Regions from separate parts of the Homo sapiens genome. Here all the other regions are linked to region 2. A link is a loop called in an ENCODE intact Hi-C map of the cell type or tissue named here. Cell type or tissue: CD4-positive, alpha-beta T cell. All regions are shown on one strand. Region 1 overlaps NFRKB (nuclear factor related to kappaB binding protein). Region 2 overlaps APLP2 (amyloid beta precursor like protein 2). Region 3 overlaps ARHGAP32 (Rho GTPase activating protein 32).

The links. Hi-C counts contacts between places; a loop is a spot of excess contacts. Peaks named below come from ENCODE experiments on the same cell type or tissue, not always from the same donor. Only the 100,000 strongest peaks of a DNase experiment are listed, where the experiment ranks them.
Region 1: it touches region 2 in a loop (10-fold over the local background); 9 of 110 quality-filtered maps call a loop at or near these places.
Region 3: a loop joins it to region 2, with 12 times the contacts of the local background. A loop is called at or near these places in 2 of 110 quality-filtered maps.

The regions. Positions count from the first base shown.
Region 1 is chr11:129,880,705-129,883,204 of GRCh38, reverse strand. NFRKB (nuclear factor related to kappaB binding protein) reads left to right here. Exons shown (of 27, transcript NM_001143835.2): 9 at 1-83; 10 at 574-754; 11 at 1,011-1,119; 12 at 1,352-1,478; 13 at 1,697-1,762. Among named protein-coding and RNA genes, the nearest start is that of NFRKB, 14 kb to the left of the region's middle. RefSeq lists a silencer at 1,257-1,551. In CD4-positive, alpha-beta T cell, a CTCF peak has its summit at 1,424; a DNase peak (open chromatin) is centred at 1,404.
Region 2 is chr11:130,130,976-130,133,475 of GRCh38, reverse strand. All of the region lies in intron 11 of APLP2 (amyloid beta precursor like protein 2), which reads right to left. Among named protein-coding and RNA genes, the nearest start is that of ST14, 28 kb to the left of the region's middle. In CD4-positive, alpha-beta T cell, a CTCF peak has its summit at 1,042; a DNase peak (open chromatin) is centred at 1,035.
Region 3 is chr11:129,116,812-129,119,311 of GRCh38, reverse strand. The region is part of intron 5 of ARHGAP32 (Rho GTPase activating protein 32); the gene reads left to right. Among named protein-coding and RNA genes, the nearest start is that of ARHGAP32, 74 kb to the left of the region's middle. In CD4-positive, alpha-beta T cell, CTCF peaks have their summits at 1,299 and 1,515 (motif pointing left); a DNase peak (open chromatin) is centred at 1,511.

The DNA of each region.
Region 1 (2,500 bases), 250 kb after region 2:
TCACCCGGACCTTTTGACAGGGGACCTGACTCTCAATGACATCATGACTCGAGTAAATGCTGGCAGGAAGGGCTCTCTGGCAGGTAAATGACTGGGCCCCTCTAGGAGCCTTCATCTGACTATGGTGTTAAGTTGCGTGAGCCCATAACATGGCAAAAATAAATGAAACCATGGCCTCTCTCATGCTGGTAACCTTTATTATTACCTCTTACAGGCTAACAGGTGGGAAATGAATGTAAAATCAGTACAACAGAGCATCAGCTCTTTAATAAATATTAAAATTAAGCTGTATACTTGGGAGGCTGAGGTGGGAGAATCGCTTGAACCGGGGAGATTGAGGCTGTAGTGAGCTATGATCGCACCACTGCACTCCAGCTTGGGCAACAGAGTGAGATCCTGTCTCAAAAAAAAATAAAGCTATAAATCACTCAATGAATTTGGTTTCATTGAGTGTTTTATTACTGAGACTTTTCTGTCTTTGGTGGGCCTTGGGAAAAGAATATGCAGATAAGACCCCTCACTTCCCTGTGTAGGAGATACATTTCTGTGACTGGTGTTACTTTGCCTTTCTAGCCTTATATGACTTGGCTGTCCTTAAAAAAAAGGTTAAGGAAAAAGAGGAAAAGAAGAAGAAGAAAATAAAAACGATCAAATCAGAGGCAGAGGACCTGGCCGAGCCGCTAAGCAGTACTGAAGGGGTCGCACCTCTCTCACAGGCCCCCTCTCCGCTGGCAATTCCTGCTATCAAGGAAGAGTAAGTGAGCAACAGAGATTCTGTAATTCTCAGGGTGAATGGGTAAGCCATAGGCTGTGCCCTGGCCCCTAGGGCTTGTCGTAGCTGTAAGTATGTTGGACTTGTAGACCTGAAGTCCCAGGGATACTGCTGGGAAAATATATTGTTTGCTCCTTTCTTGAACTCTTTTATGACTGCTAGGAGGCTTGGGCGCCTGAATCAATCTAGGGATGTGTTCTTGGTCTTTTTGGTTCTTATATTTTTCTTCCCTCATTAGGCCCCTTGAAGACCTCAAGCCTTGCCTTGGAATCAATGAAATATCTTCCAGCTTCTTCTCTCTTCTATTAGAGATCTTGCTGCTGGAGAGTCAGGCTAGCCTTCCTATGGTAAGCGTTTTGGAAAAGTTGGAGGTACATTAGAGTTTTCAAAGTGTTCAAATCCTGAATGGTCTATAGCTTGAGAAGTGGAACTCTGAGTTCCTCTCAACGCTCTGTAGTTAACTTGCTTTGTGATTCGGACAAACACCGGATGCATATACTGCAGGTTGTGGTGGCACTTGTGTGGAATTGCTGGTGTGGAAGAGAAGTCTGACTGGGTTCTGCCTTTGCTTTCCCTCAGCTAGAGGAGCGAGTTTTGGATTGGCAGTCATCGCCAGCCAGCTCCCTCAACAGCTGGTTCTCTGCGGCCCCCAACTGGGCTGAGTTGGTACTACCAGCCCTGCAGTATCTTGCTGGAGAAAGTCGAGGTAAGATGCTCTTTTTTGTAGGGTCAGTATTTTTCCCCCTTTTGTCTAATTAATTATTAGAATAAACTGCAGCTTTGCTCGTGTAATCCATCATGCCTTTGCATAATGCTATGCCTTGAAGGTTCCTGCTTTTCTAATACATTGTGGAACACTCAAAAGCTGTTTCGGAGCTCAGGGACGCACCTGTATGGTTTGTTTATGTGGTCCATTTCTTGCAGCTGTTCCTTCCAGTTTCTCTCCATTTGTTGAATTCAAAGAGAAAACCCAGCAGTGGAAGTTGCTTGGTAAGTGATCCGTATTACCTACCCCAACAGGTTTTCGTTCTCCCATTTCTTCCCCTAAGTTTATTTGCCTTCCAGTCAATATAGTCCTGCAGATTGGTTTTAAAAAGCAATATCAGACCTTATTTTGCTCTGTGAAGGAGTCCTTCAACACCCTTTTTGTACTCTCAAGGTGGGTTAACTAACTCCTCTGGTTGGACCAAAGCTGAGATGGAAGGAATAGCCTTTCTGTATGATGTAGTCTGGTGATGGCTAAATTTAAATCTGCAAGGGTATTTTGCAAGAGCATCGACATTTATATTAATCATACAGATGACTTTGGATTAATTTGTAATATAAATTTTTTCTTTCCTAAAAATGGGCTTTGCTATTGAGGAGAGTGTGCAGCAGCCCCGAATAAGTTGTTTCTAAAGAACAGGGTTGTTATTTTTAAGTTTATAAAGCCCACTTAGTGTGTAAGTTGTCATAACATGCATCTGAAGTCACTTGGAGGCTGTTACCTGGTGATGGTGAAAAGAGAGAAATCCAGTGTTGGTTTCTTCTTGAAATTCACAGGCACTTCTCTGTGCTGAGTGGTCTGTGGAGAAGCGTATGGAGAGCAGGTTATGAAAACGGTAGACTCATTCATTCGTTATTTATTACATTTATTCAGCTTCTGGGTGTCAGGCACTGTTAGGTGCTGGGGGACACAATGGCTTCTGAGACAGTGTGCTCCTCTCGTAGGGCCTAAGGTCTGTTTGG
Region 2 (2,500 bases):
GTATTAATCCTCACGCCATATTTACTGACTGCTAAAGTATAAGAACGTGTTCAGCCTGGGCGTGGTGGCTCACACCTGTAATTCCAGCACTTTGGGAGGGTGAGACAGCAGGATCACTTGAGCGAAGGAGTTTGAGACCAGCCTGGTCAACATGATGAAACCCTGTCTCCACCAAAAATACAAAAATTAGCCAGGCATAGTACTGTGTGCCTGCAGTCACGGCTACCTGGGAGGCTAAGGCTGGAGGATCACTGGAGCCCAGGAGGTTTAGGCTACAGTGAGCTATGACTGTGCTACTGCACTCCAACCTAGGCAACAGAGCAAGATCCTGTCTTAAAAAAAAAAAAAAAGACTGTATAATTCCCCCAGCTGACATGAGAATTTATCTGGAAAGTGCTCCAAATTAAGAGACAATTTATTTAAAAATGGCCACTAGCTACTGGATTTTCATACAAGGCACTTACTACTAATTATATTGAGCCAAAAAAAAAAAAAAGAACTCTAATTTGTACAATGCCGAATGTTCAGTAAGGTTTTGCTGAGTGAAAGAAGAGTCAGTTGATTTCTACCACTGGTCAGATTAGATGGGATTAAAAAAGACTGAAATTACTGGCTGAAAAGCAGACTTGGCAACAGAGGGAACCATTATGGATTTTGCTTAGTGAAGCAATTGCTTAAATGATTATTGTGGTAAATAAAGAATTAGTTTATTCCTATTTAACTAAATTGCTATTTTTTGAAAAACTCATGCTGAGGTATAAATAAACCTGATTTTAAGGGGGTGATAAAGGAAGACTCATCTACCGTAGCTCACTGCCTTTTCTGAATGCAAAAGTTCTAAGGTTATTCATTATTTAAAAAAAAAAAAAAAGGCCATTAGAAGTGGTCACTATTTTTACAGTTTTCCAGGATGGAAGTGAAAGGTGACGGGCTAGCATCCACCCCAATGACACGGCGAGGTGTGTTGCTGTAGCTCCCACAAGCTTTTCAAGCTAAGTCATCCCCGCCTGGTTAGACCTGCAATTACCAAGCTTTTCCTAAAGAGGGTGCTGGAAACCAGTGGATTAATTATGTGGGCCTGAAGCCATTAACATGAAGGATCAAAATGAAAAAAAAAGCTAAATGGAAAGATGCTTTTATTGTAGACTGACATCTCTCTGACCTTTCAAAGCAAGGATGAAAGCAATTTAATTTTATATTTGCCATTCTGTCAATCAAGGAAAGCACAAGAGTGAGTGCCTTGAAGAAAAAATGCAAATGAAGCCAAAATGCAACACCCACGGGTTCAGCAAGTGTTGTCCTGCTACACCTCCCAGAGGAACCGGGAGCCGTGTGAGACAGGAAGGTTCATACACTCACAGAGGACAAGAACCACAGAGCGGGAGACTGCAAATTAGTGTCTCTACAGCAAACCATTGGCTATAGTATGGGGGTAAAAGCACCATCTCACTCATATCCAGACAAGCAGACATGGCACAAGTTACAACAGGCTGAATATCTGCAAATTTTTCTGGTGTTTAGATAACAGAATAGGGAACAAGGCAGAAGGTAAGCTTTGCCAGAATTAAAGCTAAGAGCAGGTAGTAAGTAGCAGACAGGAGAGCTGGGTTTTCTCCCCAAAGGTGTTTAAATGGGAGCATTCTACTTCCCACATTACTTGGTGTGGAAGCTTGATCTCACTTGCAGGAATTCTCTATTAATTTAATATACTGATCAAAATCTCTCCTTCCCTTCTACTCTCACACAAAACTGGCTAGAATACAACACGATAATTTAATTTTAAACCAGAAAGTTTGGAAAGTGATTAAGTCTTTTCAAAAAATCAAGTAGACCCCAAGAGCCTAGGCCCTGTCAAGATGCATGCGTTTTCCATCCAGGCCTCTTGGACTTTCTCCTCTTCTGCTACATCCAGCGTGAAGCAAAGTCCTGAGCTCCAGGCCCACACCAGATGCCCCTTAGGGTCTCCAACCCAGCCCCTTTCCACGTTCTTCCCACTCTTTAGAAGCCTGAGTTCTTTTATTCCCCAAAACAACCAGCTTCTGAAGTGAACTCTGTATATCTAAGAACACCTGCTCTAGGCTGGGAGTGGTGGCTCACACCTGTAATCCTAGAACTTTGGGAGGCAGAGGTGGGCGGATTACCTGAGGCCAGGAGCCCAAGACCAGCCTGGCCAATATGGTGAAACCCCGTCTCTACTGAAACTACAAAACTTAACCAGGTACTGTGGTGGGCACCTGTAATCCCAGCTACTTGGGAGGCTGAAGCAAGAGAATCATTTGAACCCGGGAGGCAGAAGTTGCAGTGAGCTGAGATGGTGCCATTGCAACCCAGCCTGAGTGACAGAGTGGGACTCCATCTCAAACAAACAGACAAAAAAACACCTGCTCTTCACCTTTACAGTTATTATCTCTACACTAGCGTGTGAGCTGCTCAAGGGCACTCAAGGGAGTCAACCCGGCAGCACTGAATGCCAGTGTGGAGTCTGGCACTGAGACAGACC
Region 3 (2,500 bases), 1.0 Mb after region 2:
AGGAGAGATAATATGCTGAGGAGAAAGGTGCTGGTGTGGTGTAGAATGGGTATGACCAGCTGGTGCAGTTAGCCTTGGTCTTGCTTTCCTTATCTTCACACTGAAAAGGAAGTACGGTTCCTAGATACCCTAGAATACTAGGTGACAGCTAATGTTCCTTCAAGCTAAGAAATTGTAGATGAACTATGAGTTCTGATTGAGGTTGTGATAAGGTGGAGAGGAACAGAGATATAACAGCACGGGGGAGGATAGGTTGTACCATGCCATATTCTTATTTTAGTCTACTTCCATGGAGCTTGAATAAGCTATTAATATCTGTAAAAATTAGTACAGATAATTGCTCATGTAATAGAAGTAGCTTGTTGAAACATCTTTATATTCCTGAGACACATTATGCTGAGTTATATATATATTTAAAAACAAATTCCTTTTTTACACTCTACTAAGATTTTATAATTTCTGCATCTGTGTTTGTTGGTGAAGTTAACCTGTGTGCTATACTTGTCCCACTAGCCTAAGTCTGGGGAATTTCTGCTCCCCTATCCCATTCTCCACCCCTTTTAAATAAATGCACTGGAATAGTTTGTGTAAATGGGAATTACCTGTTCTTTGAAGGGTTAGTAGAATTTTCCTGTTAAAACCTTTTGAAACTGGTTCCCAACTGGGGACTTAATCTTTGCCATCTTTACTTACCATTTCAACTTATGATTTGATTATTGCTCATTAGGTTCTTTTGTATCTCCTTAGATCAATTTTTATCATTTATATTTTCTTAAAAATTGTTCATTTAATTTAGCTTTTTAAATTCATGGGTTATAAGTTGTACACAAGATATTATTAAATCTTGGTCTTATCAAGGAACCAGCTTATGGTTTTACTGATCAACCAAATTTTTTTTTCTGTATTTTTCATACCATTAATTTCTAAGCATAAACTTTCCTTTTGTTTCTTGAATTGAAAGTTTAGTTTTTCTTATATTTTTTTTTCCAGAAAAGAGTTGAGAATAATGCGTATTGCCTACTAGGATTTGCCTCTCAAAAACTAGCTTCGTCATAAACCAACTTTGTCAAATATTAATATTACACAACATATACTACTTAATCTCTGCTTTAGAGAAATAGAATGCAACAGGTATTGTTAATGATTCATTTGTTTTTAGGTATTACTTTTTAGTAAGTGCATTTAAGTTTGGATATTTTCCTGTGAATAGTAGTTTGGCCAAATTCTACAGGTTTTGATTCATAAATGTCTTATGTTTAGTTTAGAGAAATTTAAATTTCACAAAAAAATAATTACTAGAAGGGGCTTTTTGTTTTAAGTAAAGCCACATGTAGTTTAAAATTCTGCAAATTTATTGTTACTGCACTTATTTTCCCTGTTGTATTATTCTGCAGTCCAAAAACAAAGGTTAATTCACATTTCACAAAATATTTTTCAGTAAGAAGCGGGGGGAATCTCTTGTAACACGCAAAGAAATGATGAGTTTGAGGCAGCGCTGTTCCTGCTGTGCTTTGTGTTGTACCGCCATCTAGTGTGTAGGGGGGGAAAAGGATATGTTTGATTTGTATTTTCTTTATCATCTGGTTATCTGAAGTTATCACTTGATGTGTTTCTTTTTATCCAATTTCATACAAAACATTAAGTTAAATTAACCTGAATGGTAGAGTTCAGGTTTTTGTATAAATAAGGAATAGGAAAAGTATGAATTTAATATCTGTGTCTCGAGCTTTCTATATGCAAGCTGCCTGCAAGGGACTTGAAAATGCTGTCATGGCTTTCTATCATTACATGCATTTCTGCCTTGATGCTGGGAAGGCGGAAAGAAGTAGTAAAGTTTGACCTGAGTGTAGGAATATTGAGGGGTAATAATGCAAACAATTTTAAAAGCCTGAAGTTTCATTTAAAAAGTAGTAATCAGAATTACAATAAAAATACAAGCCAATATTTATTGAATGTTTTGTCTGAGCCAGGCATTATATCAAATACTGTTTCCACATTGTCTCAATTACGCTCCACAACAATTTCAGGTACAGAAATTTAGGTAAAAAGAGTTTAAGAACTTACTCAAGTTCTTAAACCGTTTTGTGGACTGTATTTGAATCAAGGCGGCCTGACACTAGAGCCATTCTGCATGTTCTTTTGTATTGCTAGAAAAGAATAGACTGACTCAACTAATACTTTAACAAAAAGGAGTAAATGATGGTTCTAGAGTATCTCGCATCTTTAATGTAGTTGAAGGTTAAAAAGTATGATACATAATACTGCAGTGTAACCTTAAGTAATTTCCATTGTGATCTTAAGTAAATTCTTAATGTCTCTGGTCGTCAGTTTCCTCATTTGTAAAATAGAAACAAATATATCTATTCTAACTATATCATAAAGTATTATGGGAATTAAATGACATAATAATTGTGCAGTACATTTTAAAGGGCTTTAGAGAAAGGCAGAAGTTCTAGGGAAGCACTTAGGTAAAGTCAAATAATCATCTTTAAAATGTGGG